Regions from separate parts of the Homo sapiens genome. Here all the other regions are linked to region 1. A link is a loop called in an ENCODE intact Hi-C map of the cell type or tissue named here. Cell type or tissue: OCI-LY7. All regions are shown on one strand.

Region 1 (8,000 bases):
CTGGCTGATACACCCTGAATGTAGAAGCAGCAGGACACACACACACACACACACACACACAGAGGTTGTGTTTCTCTGGAGAGCCCTGGCTGATACACCCTGAATGTAGAAGCAGCAGGACACACACACACACACACACACACACACACACACACACACGTAGTGTTTCTCTGGAGAACCCTGGCTGATACACCCTGAATGTAGAAGCAGCAGGGGACACACACACACACACACACACACACACACACACAGAGGTTGTGTTTCTCTGGAGAGCCCTGGCTGATACACCCTGAATGTAGAAGCAGCAGGACACACACACACACACACACACACACACAGAGGTTGTGTTTCTCTGGAGAACCCTGGCTGATACACCCTGAATGTAGAAGCAGCAGGACACATACACACACACACACACACACACACACAGGTTGTGTTTCTCTGGAGAACCCTGGCTGATACACCCTGAATGTAGAAGCAGCAGGATACACACACACACACACACACACACACGTTCTGTGTCTCTGTAGAACCCTGACTGATATATCCTGAATGTGGAAGCAGCAGGTGAATTCTTGCACAGCACTCGGAGGTTTTTGGGTTGGGGGAGCTGCTTCCCCTCCTCAGTCTCCTGCCCTGCCCTCGCTTTGTCCCTGGTGGAAACTCGCCAGTGTTTCTGTCCTTGTTCCCTCCTCCTTCCTCCCCTTGACCTCTTCCCCCTTTGTCAACCAACGGTTCCAGCCCCAGATGGCCCTGCCATCCCTCGGCTGTGTGTCAGTGTCAGGCCTGGCCCTTCTGAGCCTCTCCACAGCATCTGGCCCTGGCCACGCTCATTCCCTGGCCCCCTCCTCATTTGTGTCTGAGCTGTTTCAGGGGGTCCCCAAGAGGTCTCCTGGCCTGACCACGCTCGCCTCTTCACGCCTGACCCACTTCCAGCCATTCCGGGTGCACCACAGACCCTACCCACTGCTAATGGGTGCTCATCAGCCACAAACGTCGTCTACTGGGTGTGAGCCCCAGCCATGTGTCTCGGTGTCCTGAATACACAGCCTGCAGCAGTGAACAGAAATGCCTGATGCAAGCCCCTGGTGTTCCCGTGGGGGGAAACCAGACATGAGATAGAAAGACGAACATAAATTACACACACACACACACTCGCACGCACGCATGTACATACAGGTCCACATGTGCGTGGACATGCTTCTGAGCAGGCCTGACAGTGTTCTGTATTTCTGGGCACTGGTGCTCATGCAGTGGCCATGCAGACGCTCACGCCCTGAGACATGGCCCCGTTCCTCTGCCCGTCTCCTCTCCTTGCTGCGCTTGGCTGTCAGCTCTGTGCTGGTGTTTTTGAGGCCAAGCCCGTCTGCATGGCGTGAGCTTCGGCTCCTGTTGAGGATGTGGAAGAGGCAGCTCCCGAAGGAGAATCTCAGCTGTGTTGGGAGCTGTCCCAAGCTTCCAAGGTGACCTGCTTGGAAAAGGGCAGTTCTTGGGACTGCCAAAGCGCTAATGAGCTTGGTTTTTAAAACTCACTAGGCTGATTTGAGGTCAAGGTCAAGTTCAGGACGAGGGGCGGCCCCTGGTGGGGTGGTGCAGTCACCCACAAGGTCAAGTTCAGGATGAGGGGAGGCCCCTGGTGGGGTGGTGCAGTCACCCACAAGGTCAAGTTCAGGACGAGGGGAGGCCTCTGGTGGGGTGGTGCAGTCACCCACAAGGTCAAGTTCAGGACGAGGGGAGGCCTCTGGTGGGGTGGTGCAGTCACCCACAAGGTCAAGTTCAGGACGAGGGGCAGCCCCTGGTGGGGTGGTGCAGTCACCCACAAGGTCAAGTTCAGGATGAGGGGCGGCCCCTGGTGGGGTGGTGCAGTCACCCACAAGGTCAAGTTCAGGATGAGGGGAGGCCCCTGGTGGGGTGGTGCAGTCACCCACGAGACATTTCTACCAGCAAACATGGCTGGGCGAGGGGCGGGAGTCATGGAACCCTGAACACCCACATCTTTCTCGAGTCTCACAGGGTCTCCACCGAACAGCTGCCGGCCCCCAGGGGACAAGGCTGAGTTGTGAGTCTCTAAGAGACATGGACGTTGGGGACGTCCCTCCCGCCTGGCCAAATGGATAATGAGTCTTGTTCTCAGTCAACTCAAAGTCGGTGATTCACGTGAACAGAACTGTCATTTGATGTCGCTGGATGACACCATAGAAACCACTCAATGTTGTTTGTGTGTTCAGGTGTGATGAGTTCTCCAGAAAAACAGAACCAATAGGGTGTGCACATGCATGCATGTGTGTGTGTGTACAGATACAGAATTTTTTAAAATAGTATTTTGAAGAATTGGCTCATGCAGTGGTGGAGCTGCAAGTCCAAAATCTGCAGGGCAGGCTGGAGACCCAGGAAGAGTTGATGCCGCTGCGGGGATCCTGTTTGTCTCTGGCAGAATCTCTTCCTCCTCAGGGGACCTCAGTCTTTTTTCTCTTGAGGCCTCCAACTGATTGGATGGGGCCCACCCACATTATGGAGAATCATCAATTTAGTCTACTGGTTTTGAGAGCAGTCACTGACTTCATGAAGACAGGAGCGCCCAAGGAAGAGGAAGGTTTAAATTCAGGTTTCCTTTAGTGAATGAGTCCTCCAGGCACAGGACAGAGGCGTCTCTTTGTAAAAATAGTCAAATGCAGCCAGGTGCGGTGGCTCACGCCTGTAATCCCAGCACTTTGGGAGGCTGAGGCAGGTGGATCACCTGAGGCCAGCAGTTCGAGACCAGCCTGGCCAACATGGTGAAACCCTGTCTTACTAAAAATACAAAAATTAGCCAAGTGTGGAGGTACCACGCCTGTAATTCCAGCTACTTGAGCGGCTGAGGCGTGCAAATCGCTTGAACCCAGCAGGCAGAGGTTATAGTGAGCCGATATTGCGCCACTGCACTTCAGCCTGGACAATAAGAGCAAAACTACAACAACAACAACAACAACAACAAAACCAGCTAAATGCGTATGGGACCCGAAGCTCGCTTGTTCTCTGTGAGAATGCCTGCTTGAATTTGTGTTTTCCAGACATGTCTTCCCTTTAGACATCACAGTGCTCTGGTTGCATTGCTGTTTTCCTGTTGAGCTCTGAAGGTGTGATGCAGGCTAAAACCTCCTTAAACGTGGAGTAGTTCACAGAGTCCTGAATCCAGCCGCCAGCCCTTTTGCCAGAATAGCCCCTGTGTCTCAACTTTGGGGATTCCTGGAGCTCCGTCCTTTCCCCTCCCACACCCCTCCTTTTTCCTTTTTCCTGCCCTCTCTCCCAACCAGGCAAATGTCTCCGGGCCCATCTCTCCAGCTGGCCCTGGGATGGAGGTAACGGTGGAGGCTGGCAGGAGCCCTGACCATCAGTCACTCACTGCAGCTCTCAGCTGTGACTCCTGGCCTGCAAAGGGCCAGGTTCTGTCCCTGAGGCCCTGCGCTTTGCATTCAGAGCCTGGCTGTCCCAGAGCCACCCGGCCACCTTGGTCCCGGGGCCTGAGCCTGTGCAGCTGCACTGGTACCTTGGAGGCTTGAGCTCTGGGGCAGTGCACCTGCTCCCACCTCAGCTTAGAAAATGTGGAGCAGGGTTTGGAAAGCCAGCCAGGTGCGTTCACTGCCCTCTGGTGGTCTGCTGCCTGTTCATGAAAGGCCCGGAAAGCCATTTTCTCCCCTGCTAAAGATTCTCAGTGATAATGTGAAGCAACTTTGCCTTCGCGAGCCTCCTCTCATTCATCTGCAGGGCCCTTGTGCCTATCAGATGATAAGGGACGGAGCAGATAAGGGATGGGTGCGGGTGCCCTGCACGGGCCTGCAGGAGCAGCGGACAGTGCCGCCTGCCTCCCAGATCATCCTCATAAGTGCTCACATTTACCCTGCCAAGTGGCCCGGTAAATGCCACAGTGCGGGTCTCAAGTCCATCTCTAGCAGGATCTCATCCTTCTCAGGGGACCTCAGTCTTAAGGCCTTCAACTGATTGGATGGGGCCCACTCAATATTATGGAGAATCATCTGCTTAACTCCAAGTCTAATGATATATATATTATTATATATAATATATTTATATATATTTATATTATATATTATATATAATAAATTATGTATTACATAATTATATAACAAATTATATATTACATAATTATATATAATATAATATATAAATTATAAATATATAATATGTATTATATATTATAAATAATATATCATATATCATATATTATAAATGTATATCATATATAATATAACATATACTATATCTTATATAACATATATAATATAACATATACTATATCTTATATAACATCTTATATAACATATATAATATAACATATATAATATATAACATATATAACATAATATATTATATAATTTAATATATTATATAACATAATATATTATATAATTTAATATATTATATAACATAATATATTATATAATTTAATATATTATATAACATAATATATTATATAATTTAATATATTATATAACATAATATATTATATAATTTAATATATTATATAACATAATATATTATATAATATATTATATAACATATTATATAATATATATAACATATAATATGTTATATATAATAATATATAACATAATATAATATATAACATAATATATATAATATATAACATAATATATATAACATATTAATATATAACAATTTATTATGTTATATTAATATATAATTAATATATATATTAAGGTTATATAAATATATAATATATTAAAATAACAATATATATTATTGTTGTATAATATTATTATATAATATAACATAATATATTATGTTGTATCATATATTATATAATATAAATATAATATATATTATATAACATAATATATTATATAATATATTATATTTTATATAATATAATATATATAACATATAATATGTTATATATTATATTATATATATAACATATATAATATAATATATAACATAATATATTATATATATTATAATATATAATATAATATATATTTAATATATATATTATATAATATATTATATAATATATATTTTATATAATATAATATGTTATATATTTTATATAATATAATATATAGCATATATAATATAACATATATATTATATATTATATAACATATATATTATATATATATATATATTTAAGATGGAGTCTTGCTCTGTTGCCCAGGCTGGGGTGAAGTGGGGCAATCTTGGCTGATTGCAACCTCCGCCTCCTGAGTTCAAGCAATTCTCTTGCCTCAGCCTCCCAAGTACCTGGGATTAGAGGCGTGTGCCACCACGCCCAGCTAATTTTGTATTTTTAGTAGAGACAGGGTTTCAACATGTTGGCTAGGCTTGTCTCGAACTCCTGACCTCAAGTGATCTGCCCTCCTCAACCTCCCAAAGTGCTGGGATTACAGGAGTGAGCCACCATGCCTAGCCTAAAGTCTACTGATTTTGAGAGCTGTCACTGATATCATTAAAACAGGAGTGCTCCTGGAAGAGGAACATTTAATTTCAGATTTCCTTTAATGAACAAACCCTTCCAGGCACATGACAGAGGCTTGTCTTTGTAAAAATGGTCAAATGTGTATAGGACCCGTAGCAAACCCAGGCACATGACAGAGGCTTGTCTTTGTAAAAATGGTCAAATGTGTATAGGACCCGTAGCAATTTGGGGGCATTCATTGTCCTGAGCTGCTTTAATTGCACTATGATTCTATATCCTCAGAGCTGGTTACTTCTCATTGCTGTTTCCCATATGAGTTCACAGGCCCAGAGAGGGCAGGTAACTTGCCCAAGGCCACGGAGCAAGCAGTTGGCTGAGCTGGATTCACTCCTGGCCTGTCTCTTACCAGAAGCCTGGTTCTCTATGCTGCCTGTAGGGTTCTCACATCCAAACCACTCACAGCACATTTGTGGCAGAAGAAATTACAGGGGCAGGTGGGTTTTCCTGGACCTCACTGGGCTGTGCCTGGCTCTGCCCTCTCGGGAGAAGCACCTCCGAGCTCTCAGGCTGATGGGCTTTGCATTTAAAGTCTGTGTCTCTGTTCTAGCACCTGGAGAATGGACAGCCCTGTCCCAGGGTTCTGGGCGTTCATCGTGTGGGAGAGCCTGCGCGGCCACAGCCAGGCCTGCTCACAGATGCTGCAGGTGTACTCCAGGGTTCCCCAGGCCGCTGCTTTCCCATCATTGTCTCAGGCCAGGTGCACATGGCCTAAGGACACATTTCAGATCCACCCTCCACTTCACACAGTGGGGATATGCCCCATCCCCACAGGCTGATGTTAGAAGAGCCCCATTTGAGCTCAGGCTGTCTGCAAATTATCTTAAAAGTTGTTATTCGGGCCGGGTGCGGTGGCTTATGCCTGTAATCGCAGCACTTTGGGAGACCAAGGCGGGCAGATCACGAGGTCAGGAGATCGAGACCATCCTGGCTAACACGGTGAAACCCCATCTCTACTAAAAATACAAAAAAAATTAGCAGCAAGTGATGGCTGGTGCCTGTAGACCCAGCTACTCGGGAGGCTGAGGCAGGAGAATGGCATGAACCCAGGAGGCAGAGCTTGCAGCGAGCTGAGACTGCGCCACTGCACTCCAGCCTGGGAGACAGAGCAAGACTCTGTCTCCCCCCCCCAAAAAAAAGTTGTTATTCAAATTACCCTGTTTTGTTTTGTTTTTGATTACCAAAAAATTACCCATGCATCATGGAAATCTTGGAAAATACAAAGAAGTATAAAGAAGCAAGTTAAGAAACACCCCAATGCATTCCCACAACCCAAGGACATCAGGGGTCAGATTTGGGGGTATTCATTCTGTATTTTTAATTGCTAAAGACTTTTACATCCACCGTGCAACTTCACAGCACGCTGGCCCTGGCCACAGGGGGTGTGGTCCTGGAGAGGATGCCGCTTGGTGAGGGATCCAGACCCTGCGTTTCCATGTGCTGAACCCCGGTACCTTCCTTGGGGCAAAGCCTGGCTCTCTCCCTCCCTCTCTGAGTTTGACTCAGTATCTTCGGGATGAGGGACTCTCCTCATGCTGTCTGTTGGCCATATTCTGGCCTGGGTGTTATGCAGCCTGGGGTTGCAAACCCACCTCATCGCTCGCTGGCTCACCTGAGCAAGTGCCCCACCCTCTCTGAGCTTGTGTGCTAATCTCTCAGGTTGGCTGAGTAACAGTTTGTAGAGCTCTGGAGACAGCTATGACAGAATTTACGTGAGGCATTTTCTGCAGTGCCCGGCATAGACCAGGTGCTTAATAAATGTCCCTATCATTATTGTCATCATCTGTCCCCCCATCATCATCCTCATTGTCATCATTGTCATCATCATGTGGCCACGTCTGACGTCATCATTAGAAGTAAATAATACATTAGGCTGGGCACAGGGGCTCACACTATAGTCCCAGCAGTTTGGGAGGCTGAGGCAGGCAGATCACTTGAGCCTAGAAGTTCAAAACCAGCCCAGCCAACATGGCAAAACTTGTCTCTACCAAAAATACAAAAATTAGGGCATGGTGGCACATTCCTGTAATCCCAGCTACTTTGGAGGCTGAGGTGGGAGGACCCCCTGAGCCTGGAGGTGGAGGCTGCAGTGAGCCAAGATTATGCCACTGTACTCCAGCCTGGGCAACCAGAGTGAGAACCTGTTTCAGAAGGGTTGGGGGGGGGGCGGGCGTTAAGAAACAATCCGTTGTATTCAGAGAGTGCCTACCACACCTGCTCCCAGCCCCTCGTTTGATTTTGCTCCCATTGTGCAATGGGTGTGACATCAGTCTGAATGTTGTTACTGGCTGCTATTTGTTATTTATCGCATTTAAATGAAGAGTGTCCGCCTTAAAGAAATAGTTTCGGGCCACAGTGACTTCTCCTCTCCTCCTGCTCCAGGCTGCCCCCTGCCCATCCCTGGCCGGATGCCCTCAGCTCTTGAGCCTCTCTGGGCCCCACGGCGAGGGGACAGGCCCCTGATCCTCCCAGGCCTGTGGGAGGTTCTTTGCTGGAGCCCCACGTTATG
Region 2 (8,000 bases), 330 kb before region 1:
TGAGATAGGTAGGCCTCATGCTTGCCATTGGTCCCACTTAACAAGGAGGGAACAGCAGTGCCAAGTCTCAATTTTGTCCAGTTCACAGCAAGTGCAGAGCCAGCATCCTTATTGCCCAGCACTAGAGTCCTTGTGCTGAAGCACGAAGCTGTTAAGTTCTGTCTCCCACCACACTCTTTCCTTTCTTTTTTTTATTTTTGAGATGGAGTCTTTCTCTGTCACCCAGGCTGGAATGCAATGGCACGATCTTGGCTCACTGCAACCTCCACCTCCCAGGTTCAGATGATTCTCCTGCCTCAGCCTCCCGAGTAGCTGGGACTACAGGTGCATGTCACCACACCCGGCTATTTTTTTTTTTTTTTGTATTTTTTAGTAGAGATGGAGTTTCACCATGTTGGCCAGGCTGGTCTCGAACTCCTGACCTCAGGTACTCTGCCCGCCTCATCCTCCGAAAGTGCTGGGATTATAGGCATGAGCCATGGCACCCGGCCACTCTTTCCTTCCTTTACGAGGCAGGATCTTGCTCCATTGCTTAGGCTGGAGTGCAGTGGTGTGATCATGGCTCACTGTAGCCTTGGCCTCAAACTCCTGGGCTCAAGGGATCCTCCCGCCTCAGCCTCCTGAGTAGCTTGGACTACAGGTGTGTGCCACCACACTCAGATAACTTTTTAATTTTTTGTAGAATCATGGTTTTGCTATATTGCCCAGGGTGGTCTTGAATTCCTGGCTTCAAGGGATTCTCCTACCTTGGCCTCCCAAAGTGCTGGGATTACAGAAGTGAACCACAGCACCCTGCCCACACTCATGCTTATAGCCTTCTGTCTCGTTTTTTTCTGATAGAATTCTAACAGTCCCAAAGCTCTGTCCTACAGACCCTTAGCACCTAGAGCAGCAAATTTGGAGGAAAAAGAGGGTTTCCCAGTTGAGTCCCAGTGATGACAGTCAACATCTGGTTGGCCATCACGTGATGTTCACGGAGGTGGCATTAGGAACTGGTCCCTGACATATGGAAGTGAGGATGTTAAAGTCCACTACTCCAGCAGGGTGTGGTGGCGGGCACCCATAGTCCCAGCTACTGGGGAGGCTGAGGCAGGAGAATCGCTTGAGGCCAGGAGTTTGTGTACGGCCTGGGCAACACAGCAAGATTCCATCTGAGATTTGTTTTCACGTGAACGACTCCACGGAGGCCCTCTGCGTTCACTTGCCGACTGGCAGAGACAGTGCCATCATGCCTCTCAGTCAGGCTTCAGCAGTCCTGACTACCTTCTGTTTGCACAGCCTCAACTGTCAGGTTGAAATGTGCGGCGTCTCCACGCTGAGCTGCCCCGTGTCCTTCTACAGCTGCCTATTGCTGTCGTTTCAGCCCAGGTAAATGTCCCGCCCATGTAAGTGAGCTGCACCTTCCTCTGCCCTTGCCTTGTCCCAGCCAGACGACCTGGACCCTCCTTCTGCCTGCTCCACACATGTGGCTACCTCTCCAGTATCCCCAGGATACCTCCCACGCCTCCCCTGCTCACAGCTGAGGGCAGGGATGCTCCATACTTCGAGCTCTCTTCAGCCTCCCAGTTTCTTGGCCATCCCGGCAAAAGTCTTAGGGCCGCTGTTGTCCTTGGTAGGACAGATCGCTGGAAGGTCACACACTCCAAAACAACCATAAGGATGGTGATAGATAAAGTAGAAACACGAGCATAAAAGCAAAAAGGTAATATTCTGGGGCTGCTGCTGCCAGGGACTGATGCCCACACAGGGCGGGGCCCCTAAGATCACGGCTGTGTTACAGCACATTGCCATTATTGCGCATGATGGTGGCCTGAGCTACCCAGAAGAGGCCACCTGACACCCAGCATCCCTGCTCAGGAAGGCAGGCAGTTTTGTAATGCCCTTTAGAGATCTTGGTGCATTTAAAAACATCCTGCTCTACTTAGTTTTTGTTAACCGGATTATTCAGTTATAGGGAATGATTCATTCTCTAATGAAAAGAGCAGAAGGGTTGTGGGTGGGTTGCATTATAGGTGATTTTCAAAGAGTTCTTTGTTTCAGTAGCTCTGGTTTGGCCTAGATGTTTTCACTGTTTAAGTCTTTCAGAATCTTTTTTTTTTTTAATTTTTAAATAGGAAGTGAGAACATCCCCGAGCAAGACCAACAATTGCTGAATAAACACAAACCCCCTTGAGAATCACGCCGACAGGTGCTATCTCTTCACCTGGGGATTGCAAAGGTGAGAGAGGAGGCCAGTGCCTCCCTGTGTCTGGAGAATCATATAGGGGTTGCTCTGGGAGTTTTAAGTTTCTCCTGAGTGAAAGTTAGTGGTTTTACATGTTCTCTTGATGCTACTTTTTACCTCTTCCTCCGGCTACTAAAAAAGCTTTCCTTGTAGGTGAAAATGGAACCGAATTAGTTCTGTGATCTTGTTCCATTCTAAAAGGGATTTGATTTTCCATTCATTCATCCCAAAACTGTTGCATACCTACTATGTGCCAGACTTTATTCTGGCCAGAAAAGATTCTTGATGTTACTGGAATTCAGTAATTTCTGTGGGCATGTGCTCAAAAGCAGGCTGCAAAGTCCTGGAGCCAGGGGTCCTGGCAGAACTCTTAGGAGAGGGATGGGTTTCTGTAACATGTCTGACACAGACCAGCAAGGCCACATTTAAACCAAGGCTGTGTGTGTGTGTTTTTTTAATTTAAATTTTAATTTTAAGTTCCTGGGTACATGTGCAGGACGTGCAGGTTTGTCACATAGGTAAACGTATGCCACGGTGATGTGTTGCACCTATCAACCCATCACCTTGTTATTAAGCCCCACGTGCATTAGCTATTTATCCTGATGCTCTCCGTTCCCCCACCCCACCCCCTGACAGGCACCAGTGTGTGTTACTCCCCTCCTTGTGTCCATGTGTTCTCATTGTTCAGCTCTCACTGATAAGTGAGAACATGCAGTGCTTGGTTTTCTGTTCTTGTGTTAGTTTGCTGAGGATAATGGCTTCCAGCTCCATCCATGTCCCTGCAAAGGACATAATCTCATTCCTTTTCATGGCTGCATAGTATTCCATGGTGTATATGCACCAGATTTTCTTTATCCAGGTATGTTTATTAAGGGGAAGGCCCAACCATGCATTGTGTGCGGCCACCTGGTGAATGAAAAGCAGGTTGGTATTTTCTTCCAAATACACATATGTATATATAGGTATATATATATTTACATGGGTAAATTGCATGTCGCAGGGGCTTGGGGTACAGATTATTTCATCATCCAGGTAATAAGCATAGTACTTGATAGGTAGTTTTTTGATCCTCACCCTCCTCCCGTCCTCCACCCTCAAGGGGGCCCCACCCTTTATTGTTCCCCTCTTTGTGTCCATGTGTACTCAATGCTTAGCTGTCTCTTATAACTGAGAACATGTGGTATTTGGCTTTCTGTTCCTGCATATATATATATACACATTATATATATATATATATATATATATATACATTTTATATATATATATACATTATATATATATATACACATTATATATATATATATATGTGTGTGTGTGTGTGTGTGTGTGTGTGTGTGTGTGTGTGTTTCAGTAGCTCTGGTTTGGCCTAAATGTTTTCACTGTTTAAGTCTTTCAGAATCTTTTTTTTTAAATTTTTAAATAGGAAGTGAGAACATCCCCGAGCAAGACCAAAAATTGCTGAATAAACACAAACCCCCTTGAGAATCACGCCAAGAGGTGCTGCCTCTTCACCTGGGGATTGCAAAGGTGAGAGGGGAGACGAGTGCCTCCCGGTGTCTGGAGAATCATATGCGGGTGTGCTGCCTTTGGAGCACAAATATATATATATACATATTTGAAATTCACAAACGTTTGCATTTCTCGCCAGCGACACAAGCCGGCTACCACTGCTGAAAGTGAGGCGGCCTCCAGTCAAGGTCTAGGGACTTGACCTGGTTTGATCTGGCTACACTCCCACTGCTCAATTTAGACTCTGCCCAGACTAACAGCGAGAGTGTAGCCAGATCCAGACCTTACCAACACGCTCCTTCCTCCCCTGTCCTACCAAGCTGGAATTCACTGTCAATATCCTCCATAGAAGACAGAGTTGGCTTCCAACAGTATCAGGGGATGCAGGCAAAGGGGGTGATGGGGCCTGAGATAAGTTTCAGTTCAGCATACAGGGGGCATCTGTGCCTGAATGACCAACCTTGGTAACTGGTATGACTTACTGTTCTCACTGAAAATACTACAGCTCTCCAAGTTGGAAAACAACATCAAGAATCTTTTCTGGCCAGAATAACGTCTGGCACATAGTAGGTATGCAACAGTTTCGGGATGAATGAATGGAAAATCAAATCCTAAGAGGAAGCTTCCTTCCAGACTGATCATACGTCATTGTCATAGGTGTCTCCATTGAAACACTCCACCAGGAGTGGGCAAACTGATTCTGAAAAGGGCCAGTGAGTAAATATTTGGGGCTTTGTAGGTCAGGAGGTCTCTGCTGCGATTACTCACCTCTGCCATTGCAGCGAGAAAACAACCGCAGACAATAAACACAGAATTAAATCAGCATGTTCCAATACAACTTTATTTACTAAAGCAGTCGGTTGGCCAGATTTGGCGTGTGGGCCACAGTTTGCCAACCCCTGCGCTAGACACGCTCACCATTCCTATAGGACAGAGACTGCGTTCCCCATCCCCTTAGGACCCAGAACTAGATGTTTTAATTAAGTACGTACATATTAAAACTGCCTCTCCCTTTTACGATTCTGTTTTAAGAACTTTAAAAAATGTTGCAAAATTCTTAGGTATTATGTGAGGGGTAGGTTGAAAGGCTGAAAGTACCAACCTTGCGTCAGAGGGAATAGTGTGTGAAGCCATTTCCTTCCTGAAACTTGGATTTGGGACTGAGGCGTGAGAATTGTGCTCTAGGGAACAGCCACCAGGGGGAGCACAGTGCACACAGAAGTAACCTGCTTTGCACCAAGAAACCAGCGGTGAAATCTAGAGGCTCAAAGGTGCAGGCTACTCATGGGATGTGCTGCGTGCTCACTTGGGGTACAGGAGCTGGGATTCTGGGTGCAAGTGAGGGAGCAAGATGCTGTTTTCTCATGCTCTACCCTTCCAGAGGTTTCGTGGTTTTGATTTGTGTGCGTATTACTTCTGCAAATATATGCTTAAGTATTGTACGTGTGATGTCGTCAGGACTAGACCAAGACGCATAGCACCCAGGGGAACAAGCTTCAGCCCAAATTACTTACGTTAATTGACTGATATGTGTTTAGGGAAGGGGCTGAGTGCTATGAGGGGGAGCAGAGGGAGTTCAGCTTCACCCGGATCCCCCGAAATTCAGTTCAGGGTCCACCTGCACACCCCATCAAGCCCTCCAGGCAAAGCATGGTATCATCCACACAGGACCGTTTTCCAGCTTTCTGTTGCTACCCAAACATATCCCTTGGCCCAAATGACCACATTTTCATCCAGTGGAACCAGGAATACTATACAGCAGTGAAAAACAAACCACAGCTACACACATCAACATGGGTGCACCACCAGAGGACGAATACAATAAACAGGCCACAGGAAAAACATACGAGGTGGTTATTTTATTTGCAGAAAGCCCCAAATCAGGCAAAACCAATGTCTTCTCTAGGGATATATCCAGGTGTGGCAAAAGTGCTAAAAAGAGCAAGAGAATTATTAAGCAAAATGTTAGGGTGCTGGATATCATTGGGAGGAAGATCTAAACAGGAAGTGTGGAGAATATGTGATGTCTTATACTGGGTAGCAGGTTATTAACTTATTTATTGAAACAAGGCCAGGTGAGGTGGCTTACACCTATAATCCCAGCATTTGGGAGCCTGAGGTGGGAGGTTAGCTTGAGGCCAGGAGTTCAGGACCAGCCTGGGTAATATGGCAAGACTCTGTCTCTACAGAAAAAAAAAAAAAAAATTAGCCAGGCATGGTGTTGTGCACCTGTAGTCTCAGCTACTCGGGAGGCTGAGGTGGGAGGATCATGTGAGCCCCCAGGATGTGGAAGCTGCAGTGGGCTATGATCACGCCATTGCATTCCAGTCCAGCCTAGTGACATAGCAAGGCTCTGTCTGTTAGAAAAAAATAAGGCCAGGTGTGATGGTTCAGGCCTGTAATCCCAGCACTGTGGGAAGCTAAGGCTGAGGTTTGAGACCAGCTGGCGCAACATGGCGAAATCCTGTTTCTACTAAAAATACAAAATATTAGCCAGGTGTGGTGGTGCATGCTTGTAGTTCCAGCTACTCAGGATACTAAGGTGGGAGGATTGCTTGAGCCTGGAAGGTCAAGGCTACGGCGAGCTTTGATGGTTCCACTGCACTCCAGCCTGGGCAACGCAGCCAGACTCTGTCTCAAAAAAAAAAAAAAGTCATCCCTAACATTTATATACATTACATATATCTTGTTTTATATCATAATAACATAGTATAAAATAAAAATAGAAATAATCCTTTCTGCATGTGTATCTCAGGGTGCAGCCCTGGGGAGACAGAGAAGCTTAGATCTGGGGAAGCTCTCATCTGGCCGATAGGGTTTGCAGTGTGGCTTTCTAGAAGCTGTAAGGGTGAATGAACCGCAGATGCTCAGCCCCACCCAGAGAACTGCAGCTGGTGTGGAAAGTAGAGTGGGAGGCATGACAAGTGACAGCTGTAGTGAGAGACGTCGGGTCTGGAACACAGTGACTCAAGGCAGAGGACTGTCCCAGGGTACGGGATCCAGGCTGATGCCCATGTGCCACTGCACTGCTGGCTCAGATGCCCCCGTGACCCCTGCAGCTCCCGGGGCTCCTGGGAATGCTACTGGCGGTGCCCCACACTGGGTGGTAGCTGCCTTTGTATTTACCCAGCCATGCCTTGACTCCCTGAGCACTGGGCTGCTTCCAGCTCTTCATTCCAGCACCTGTAGGAAGCATCTGTGGATGCTTGTGGGCGGGATCGGCCACCATGTTACCTGCTCTTTGCAGGAAAGCCTGGCCTTTTACATCCCAGGCCTAGGACTTGTCCCAGTTTGACCAGGACTGAGAAGTTTTTGGGGACATGGCTTCTTCAATGTTGAAACTGGAAAAAACCAAACCAGGATGAGGTGGTTATTTCACCCAGACTTTGGTACTCAAATGTAAGGGCTTGGTTTGGCTAGGACTGATTGTGTGTCACAGCAGCACGCCACATATCCTGTATGCCTTCTGTAAACCCTCCATTTATTTTGGAAGGAACAGTCATCCCGTGTCTCCCACTGCCAGCTCCTGGGGGCTGCCAGCGTTTTACTGAGTGGCTCTCAGCTGCCTCCAATCTTGCTAAGGGCAGATTAAACTAGTAAAATGGGACTTGAGAGCAATTCTTCCTCCCTGAAAGGCTAGAGTGAGGACACGAGAACACGCTTTTCAGACTGGAGAGTCAACAATCACAACAGATTTCTGTAACTGAAGGTGGTGGTTTTCTTGTCTTATCTTCGACTGGAGGGCATCAGACTTACCTGGGGGTCTTCTTAGACTAAGATTGCTGGGCCCCCACCCAGCGTTTCTCATTCAGGGGATCTGGGATGAGGACTGCGGACTGCATTTCTAACAAATGAAGCTAATTTTGATGGTCTGGGGTCCGCACTTTGAGAACTGTTGTCACAGTGTTAAGGGATACAGTCTAGATGAGGGGTTGTCAGACTTTTTCTACAAGGGGGTCACATAAGAAATATTTTAGGTTTTGTGGGTGATATGGTTTGGATCTGTGTCCCCACCCAAATCTCATGTGGAATTGTAATCCCCAATGCTGGAGGTGGGGCCTGCTGGGAGGTGATTGGATCCTGGGGGTGGAATACCCCCCTTTGGTGCTATTCCTGATAGAGTTCTCATGAGATCTGGTTGTTTAAAAGTGTGTGGCATCTCCTTCCTCTCTCTCCCTCCTCCTCTGGCCATTAGGATGACCCTGCCTCCCCTTCACCTTCCACCATGATTGTAACTTTCCTGTGGCCTACCTGGAAGCCAGCACCA
Region 3 (8,000 bases), 290 kb before region 1:
AGCCTCCAGAACCATGAGCCAAATGAACCTTTGTTCTTCATATAATAAATTACCCAGTCTGTGGTATTGTTATAGCAGCAGAAAATGAAATAAGATAATCCCTATCCCTATTTGTCTTATCCCTAACTCTATCCTCATCTCATTCCTTTACCTATCACTAACCCTATCCCTCTCTGTCTCTATCCATATCCGTACCCTTATCTCTAGCTCTATCTCTATCTCTATCCTTTTCCCAATTTCTACCAGTAGGGCTGTTATACAAATGAGTGTGAAACAGCAAATGCAAGACACTTTGTAAGCGGTAAAGTTCTCAGCAAACTCAGGGAGGGGGATGCTGGCATAAACCAATGGTTCCCAAACCATCCATCAGAATCACCTGGAGGGTCGATTGAAAACAGATGGCTGGGCCCCACCCCAGCATTTCTCAATCAGCAAGAATTTCATTTCTAACAAGCTCTCAGGTGTTGGTGCCACTGCTGATCAGGGGACCAGCATTTCTTGTGGATCTCTACGGTGGTCTTTTTAGGTTATACTGGGACAGGCAAATACTTCCTGGTAGTCTCCACCACAAAAGTAGGATATACTTTGTTAACACTTACAGAATTTTTTAAAAAATGTGTTTATTAATCATGATTATGCTATGAAACAGGTACTGTATTTATTTAACCGATGGACCTAAGTTGAGTAAAAATATTTTTAAGGTGTTCAGAGATAGGGTAGAAAGTTCTAGAACTGCCTTCCTCCAACCTGGTCTTTCCCAAGAACTGACCCAAACCAGGGGCTCCCTTGGGAGCATGCCCTATCTCTGTTTGAACCCTAGCACAGTGATCCTTGGCCAACTGCAAGCCTTGGCAAGTCCTCTTTGCAAAAGCCCTGTGTCTGCACCCTGATTAGTATCACTGGCACTTGTCTGAAAGTGGGCTCTCATTCTCTCTCTTCCTCCTGCCTTTCTCCTTCTGGGCAAATTTGGACAAAAGCTGGCATCTGCTATAATTCACATCGTATGCCATGTCCTCCACCAAGGCTGTGAACAGGAGCCCGGGCATCTACAGAGGGGACTCTATGGAAAGATAAGTAACTGGAACTTGTTTTGTTTGTTTCTCAAACAAACAAAAATCATAATCCTGACTCCATTCTCCTTAATGCACTACCAAGTTCTGTAATTCAGAACAAATGATCATATTCTCACTGTACTGCCTGTTTTTCTCTAAGAAAATATTCCAAATTGATTTTTAACTCATAAGAATTAATGAAGTTGTCGACTTGGCAAAGAGACTTCTGCACTCCCACACTGATTGCTTCATTGTTCACAATAGCCAAATTATGAAATCAACCTCAGTGTCAATCAACAGATGAATGGATAAAGAAAATGTGGTATAGATATAAACAATAGAATACTATTCAGCCCTAAAAAAGAAAGAAGTCTTGTCATTTGCAATGATATGAATGAACTCGAATGACACTATATTCAGTGAAATAAACTGGGCCCAGAAAGCCAAATACTGGATGTGATATCTAAAAATGTCAAACTCATTGAAATAGAGAGTAAAATGGTAGTTATCAGGGGCTAGGGTAGGGGAGGAGGATTGAGGAGACGTTGGTCAAAGGACACTTTCAGTTAGGAGGAATGAGTTCAAGAGATCTACTGTACAACACGATGACTATAGTTAATAACAATGTCTTATATACTTGAAAATTGCTAAGAGAGTAGATTTTAAATGTTCTCATTAGGAATACATAAGTATTTGAAAAAATTATTTTTCTGCCACATATCTAAAACTAAAATAAAGTTGTTAACTTGGGGTTCATGATGGTACTACCATGTACTGTAGTGGATAGTGGGGGGCTGAGATTGGGAAATTGTGGGTGAGCGAGGGTGGAGATCAGAGGGCTTCCCCTCTATCCTAACCTACCCAGTGTCTCCCTGTTCTGCATTTCCCAGAATCCCTTGCAGCAAGCTCCTAATGGAAGCACCTGTATCTAATTGAACGCTCCTGCAGGACAAAGGCTCTGCCAGCACTGTTTGGCATTCCTGCAGGCAAGCCCCCGCACAGAGGTGTTGACCCTTCCTCCAGCAGCTTCCCTATCTGGGTGGCGTCTACAGTGGCCATCTCCTGACTCTGATGGTGGCCTGATTCTGGAGCTGGAGGAGGAGCTACAGCTTCCCAGTTGAGCAGGTGGCTTCCTGTTGGCAAAGAGGAAGCAGCTCCTTTGCTAGCTCGGTTTTGTTTTCAAAGTCGTTCCTGAATATTCAGTTCCACAACCATTTCTTCAGCCTCTCCAATGATTCTATTTGCCCCCCGTAACCTGAAACTAATTCCTTCTTGCTAAACTAGCTGCAGTGCATCCTGTTCTCTGAGACTGAGCCCCAGTGATATAGTGCAGGTATGCATTTCCCAGGGAGATACTCCATCATTCCCACCAGCTTCCTGAGAGGGCAAATATCCGAGAGAGGCTAAGAACCTCACCCACTTGTGATCCACAGGAAGTTCTGGTGGGCTAGCACTAGTGCAGATGTCCTAGAATACTTGAGGGGAATCAAATCACGCTGAACTTGTGGTAATACAGTGCTTCTAAAAAGTTCTTCTAATTTGCATTCTGCCCATCTGGAGTTTCAGTTCCTGGGTCTAATTAACACATTGCTCACCTGAAGCCATTTTCACTTTATATTCAATTCAACAATTCAATGACTTGTTTAATAAACATTCACTGAGTAAGCATTCACCGGACCCTATGCTAGGAGCTGGGGAAACAGACATACCTGCTGTAATTCCTGCCTGGGGGAGCTTAGCTGCTGCATAAGGAGGAGAAAGCCTAGAAATAAAACCACTGCATTTTAAGGCTATTATGGCCACAGCAGAAATTATGTATCAGGTGGTAAGAGGGGAGAGAGAATGAGGCAACAATGTCCTAGGAAACGTCTGTGACCACCAACTGTGGCGACTGCGAAAAGGGCTACAAATTCTTCCCCTTCCATCAGGAACTGGAAACTACTTCTTCATCCCTAGAATATGGGTTGGTCATGTGACTAGCTTTAGTCAATGGGACATTAGCAAACATGATGCAATGTTCCATGGACTAAGGGGTAAAAAGTAACTGTGCATTGGGATTCCTCTCTTGCTGTTCTTGGAAATCCTGCAGCCACCACCATGCAAACTGGCGGATGCACAAAAGACATATGGCCCAGTAACCCCCAGTAACTATATCTGACTCTCAGCTAATCAGCAGCCAACTGCCAAATGCAGGTATGAAACTACCTGACCACCAGCTGCCCACAGATGAATGAATAAGCCCAACCAAAATAAGCAGAGGAACCAGCGAGGCCCAGCCCAAGTCACTGGGCCACAGAATCATTACCTGATAAATAATTGTTCTTTTAAGCCACCAAGTGGCGGGATTGATACATCTACTCTGTGCCTAGATTTCTACTAGGCCTCCAGGCAGAGTTTCAGGAGAAATAGAAGAAATATTTCCTGTTTTCAAGGAACTAAGGCATCACATCTGAAATTTGCCTTTGGCATAGGGGACTGACTATGTCGTGGTATCCGTCTTCTGGGTCTGCCTTCTCAGTCCAGAAGAGGTCAGTAGTTGCTAACGCTCCAAGTGCTTTTGGTGTAAAAATCCATTCTCCAAAGGAGGTTGAGAATAGACTTTTCCATCATGGTCAAGGAATGAAGATGGTGGTAAGAGACTATGGCAATGAGGCAGGTATGCTGGTAGCAACAATCCCCATTGTCCTTCTTGCCAGTGTGGCCCAGAGGCTGGGGATTGAAAGGATGCTTGCTATTTGTTAGGTAGCCTGCGTGTGAATTCCAGCTTCACTCAGTATGGACAAGCTGTAATGCAAATCACTTCACCCTCCAGGGCCTGTTTCTTCTTCAGCCACATGGGCTGACAACACCAACTCCCAGGGTGTTGGAGGAGCAGATGCGTAGACATGAGTGGAGGGCTCAGCACATGCACACCCACTCCCTCTGCTCTCTCGCTGGCCCTGCAAAAGGGCAGGGAAGTGGCCCAGACTCCTTGTAATCCCAATGGTCATCTATGCCACAGATAGCCCTGGTAACTGGAAGGTTCAGTCAGAGTGGATCATTTGGTGCCTGCGAGGCCTGGCTCTCCCCACCAGGCTCCAACCTCCCTCCTCTCTTGATTCCCTGGGTCTCCTCATAGACTCCTCTCATCCTCCTTCATTTGTGCCTGTCTTTACTGCTTCTGGGGAGAGTGTCCTGCTCGCCTGGGGCCCTGGGCCTCCTTGCAATGCCACACTCTCATCCCAGCCCCACCCCCGAGTCTAGCTGGGCCCCTCTGGTAGGGTTGGGATAGAGCTGGCCAAATGAGGCCAGTGAAGGCCAGAGCTCTGGGGCAAGCAGCTTTCCTCTCTTACAAGCTGATGGTTGCAGAATGGGGCTCAGCCTACTAGAAAAAGCTGGATCTCCCTCAGGTGAAGCAGCAAACTCAGGGGGGATGGGAAGCTCTGCAAAGCCATCCCTAATGAGGCCAGCAGGGTAGTGCAGGGTACAGGACAGAGAACCAGGAACCAAGAGGCCTGAATTCTGTACCCAGCTTGGTAGTGCTGGGCCATTCTAGGACCCACACTCACACTAGGGACACAGCTCCTGCTGTTCCATGAGCTGCCCTATGGGGTCAGGACACAAATGGTGGAGCAGGAGGCCTTGCTCCCCTCCATGGGATCTGAGAGTAGAGAGCACAAAGCAGCTGCTACAGCCTAGACGTGTCTTTCAGATCTCTCGTCCTCTCTTTAAAATGTGTGCAGGTTGATACTCCTCTCCACAGTAGACCTGTTGGTTTTATGGTTAAATGTCTTAAATTACTTACCGATTAAATTATCCAATTCTTCCTCTAAAAGAAGAGTTGAAGGAAACTGACCTCTGGGAAGCTGTGCCCCATTGTCCTGAAAGTTCAGGCCCCTGCCAGGTGTCCCCAGATCAGAGGTCTTCCATCTCAGAGCAGCAGAAAAGCAGCGCCCCCAAATGGCTGCGTCTAAGTTGTGCTGAGTGTATGTTTTTCAAAACCAATGTCAGGCAGAGAGTTTTGTGCTGGTGCAGGTGTTAGAGACTGCATGACGTCTCTGGAATTGTAGGAATTTTTGTTTGTTTGGGCAGAGGATTGGAAACATGGACGGCCTGGAGTGTGGGGAGTGTGTTTTCATGCTTGCTGTGTTTCTTCTCACTTCTCATCTCGTCTGAGAATGTGGCTGCGCTCGGGAAGCAGGCTCGCCCCTGCTGCGTGGTTGGAGAAAGTGAGGAAAACACAAGTTCTCGAGGTCATGTTTTCGGAGGCCTGCAATTGACCTGAATGCAGCAGGTGGCTCTCCTTGGAAGGACAAAGCGGCCACTCAGAGGCCTCGTGTGCAGGTTTTGTCTCACCAGCTGGCACCCATGCCCAGGCTGAGCACGAGCCAACCGCTGGCTGACAGGCCCAGCTGGAGATTTTCGTTTTCCCTTTCGCAGGAGGCTGATTCGACCCTGAAAGAGGGTGAAGCGGCCTCCCAGGGAAGCTGATGCAAAGTTCAGGTGCATCATATCAAGGGACTGGTTGCAGACCACCAGCTTGTTTTCCCCCTCAGCGCTTTTCCTTGATTTTTCTGTGAGATGGAAACTTCTCCCTCCTCCAGCCAGGGCTGGGGGCTGCCAAGTGAATGGGGAGACTGGGCAGTGAGACCTACAAAACCCATAAGTGGACCTGGAGGACAGTGGCAAGGTGGGGAACCCCTGTGGGGAGCAGCAGACCAGGAAGCACTGTGCAAAGAGCACCAGGCAGGGAGCATTGGGCTAAGGAACATCAGACCAGGACCATCAATACAGGGAGCACCATGCTAGAGGCACTTACTGTTCCAGGGAGCACCAGGTCCTCACCTGGTGCTGGGCCAGAAGCACTGAGCCAAGGAGTACTGAGCCAAAAAGTACTGTGCCAAACAGTACTGCACCAAGGAGTACTGTGCCAAGGAGTACTGAGCCAAGGAGTACTGTGCCAAGGAGTACTGAGCCAAGAAGTACTGCACTAAGGAGTAGTGAGCCAAGGAGCACTGTGCTGGAGTGCACTTAGGGTTGCCTGTGAGGTCAGGGCTCTGCCCAGCAGGCCCTCATGCAGCCAGGCCTGCTGCTTCACCTTGCAGTGCTTGGTCTGGGTCTCCTCAGCCATTTTTGGGCCTGAGCCCATCATCAGGGAGGCCAGTGAGCAGCCTGGGAAGCCCTGGTCCTGCTGGAAGCTGCAGCTCCAGCTGAGGCAGATGCCCCGGTCCAGGCTGGCTGGCGATGAGGGGCTGACAGTCAGTGCTTCCTGCCCTGCTCTGCACCGCTGTGCCTCCTGCCCTGCTCTGCACCGCCATGCCTCCTGCAAAGGCACAGCTCCACAGGCCCCTCTGGCTGTGCTGCTGCCACCGTCTTTTGTTTTCAGACTGCAGGGTTAAGAGCAGATATGGTAGAGAGACTGTTGGTATCCCACACCGGTCCATCTTGGCTATGGGATGTATTGCTACACAACAAATTGCCCCAGATCTTAGCAGCTTAAGACAACAAATGTATATTAGTCCCAGTTCTGGCCCAGGGTCTCTCCTGAGCAGGATTCCCAGCCCTGAAGACTAGAGGCACCGGTGGACAGAGCTCAAATCACCACTCAGTGGGCATCAGATTGGACGTGACAGAGAAATGCATCTGAGAATCGAGACTTGGGGATTGTGGGTTCCAGCAGTGGACCTGCCTAGATGGCAGACCTGCTCATGCTCCCCTCCTCCAGGAAGCCTCCTGGGAGTACCCCACACCAGGGCAGTTCGGGGGAGTCCTCTGTCTTCACCCTCGGTACCTGCAACAGGCACCAGGTGGTGGCTGCCCGGCTGTGGCCTCACTGCGGCCCTTCAGGAGCCAGCTCTGGTGTAGACCGCAAACAACCCAGCACCTGGTCCAGCCTCTGAAGGGCTGGGTTCCACTCCTGGCTCTGCCTCGTGCTTGTCCTCTGAGCCTCAGATTCCCTATCTTTAAAGTGGGCAGGAGGGTCCCTTTGATGAGGGTCCATGCAGCGGCGGATGTGAGGTGGGTTGTTGCCTGTACACCACGGTGGATGTAGCTCCACCACGGAGGAGCAGAGTGCATGCCACCCTCACCTCTGGCTGCTGTGGCGTCACCCAGGTGCGCTCTCTGGCACCTGTGCCCTTGCAGGGATCTGATCCCACAGCAGGAGCCTCCCACAGGGGCCACTTTTACAGTTGGGCCCTCCTGCTCGAGCAAGGACGCTGAGGAGTGTGGTTGTGAATTCTTTCACACCACAGAGGGCCCCGGGCACCTGCCCTGCTCCCTGGCCTCCGTGGGGACACTTTTCGGTCAGTGCAGCCATGGCGCTTGGCTGGGGAAGCCCCCACTGCCTCAGACGTCAGGAAAGGCCGCGTTACAGCTCCTGCTGAAACACCTGCTTGCCAGACACCCCGCTTAACCTTAAGGATGAGCCCTGGAGCAGCAGCCTGCCGGCGGGGCTTCCCCCTCCAAGCCGCATCAGCCAAGGCTCTTGGCTGCCCTCCTACTCCTCTTTCACAAGTATCCAAAGAGTGGCCGCCACGTGCTGCCCCAGGAGTTTGCAATCCATGGTGGTCTTGCTGCAGCCCCCAGCTCTGGGGGTGTTTAGATGAGGTCTACAGAGCACAGGCTTTGGTGCCACAGATCTGAATTCTGAGCTCCAACTGCTTAACTATCGGGACTAGAACGGTGGGTGTATAGCATGTCCCCCCTTCCAGACGATGAAACAGGGCTCTGAGGCCTGCTGCTCGGGATGCTGTGAAGGTTGAACCAGCTGGGGCTGCACCTCGGACCACTCTCCTCCTTCCCAGCGGCACTACCACCCGACCCGCAGCTCACATGCTGTCCACAGCCCTGCAGACATTGTGTGGCCTCCTGCTGTGGTCCCTGTCCCAAGACCTGTGCCTGGCTTGGGGTGGTCTCCTAGCAAATCTTCAAGCTGGCTGAATGTCCATTGAGATCAGGAGGGGGACC

The links. A loop is a pair of places that touch in the nucleus more often than their neighbours do. Peaks named below come from ENCODE experiments on the same cell type or tissue, not always from the same donor. Only the 100,000 strongest peaks of a DNase experiment are listed, where the experiment ranks them.
Region 2: it touches region 1 in a loop (22-fold over the local background); 11 of 110 quality-filtered maps call a loop at or near these places.
Region 3: a loop joins it to region 1, with 20 times the contacts of the local background. A loop is called at or near these places in 15 of 110 quality-filtered maps.

Annotation. Positions count from the first base shown.
Region 1 is chr11:71,082,602-71,090,601 of GRCh38, reverse strand. The region is part of intron 8 of SHANK2 (SH3 and multiple ankyrin repeat domains 2); the gene reads left to right. Among named protein-coding and RNA genes, the nearest start is that of SHANK2, 170 kb to the left of the region's middle. In OCI-LY7, CTCF peaks have their summits at 3,606 (motif pointing left) and 3,636 (motif pointing left); a DNase peak (open chromatin) is centred at 3,631.
Region 2 is chr11:71,417,552-71,425,551 of GRCh38, reverse strand. It overlaps the pseudogene ACTE1P. Among named protein-coding and RNA genes, the nearest start is that of DHCR7, 27 kb to the left of the region's middle. RefSeq lists a silencer at 2,001-2,050. In OCI-LY7, CTCF peaks have their summits at 1,992, 4,715 and 4,915 (motif pointing right); DNase peaks (open chromatin) are centred at 1,861, 2,141, 4,971, 6,611 and 1 weaker place; H3K4me3 peaks cover 1,112 bases; H3K27ac peaks cover 3,466 bases.
Region 3 is chr11:71,368,495-71,376,494 of GRCh38, reverse strand. No RefSeq gene overlaps it. Among named protein-coding and RNA genes, the nearest start is that of DHCR7, 76 kb to the left of the region's middle. RefSeq lists a silencer at 2,553-2,602. In OCI-LY7, CTCF peaks have their summits at 3,332, 3,533 (motif pointing right), 4,776 and 4,977 (motif pointing left); DNase peaks (open chromatin) are centred at 2,214, 2,574, 3,254 and 4,984; H3K4me3 peaks cover 2,852 bases; H3K27ac peaks cover 3,751 bases.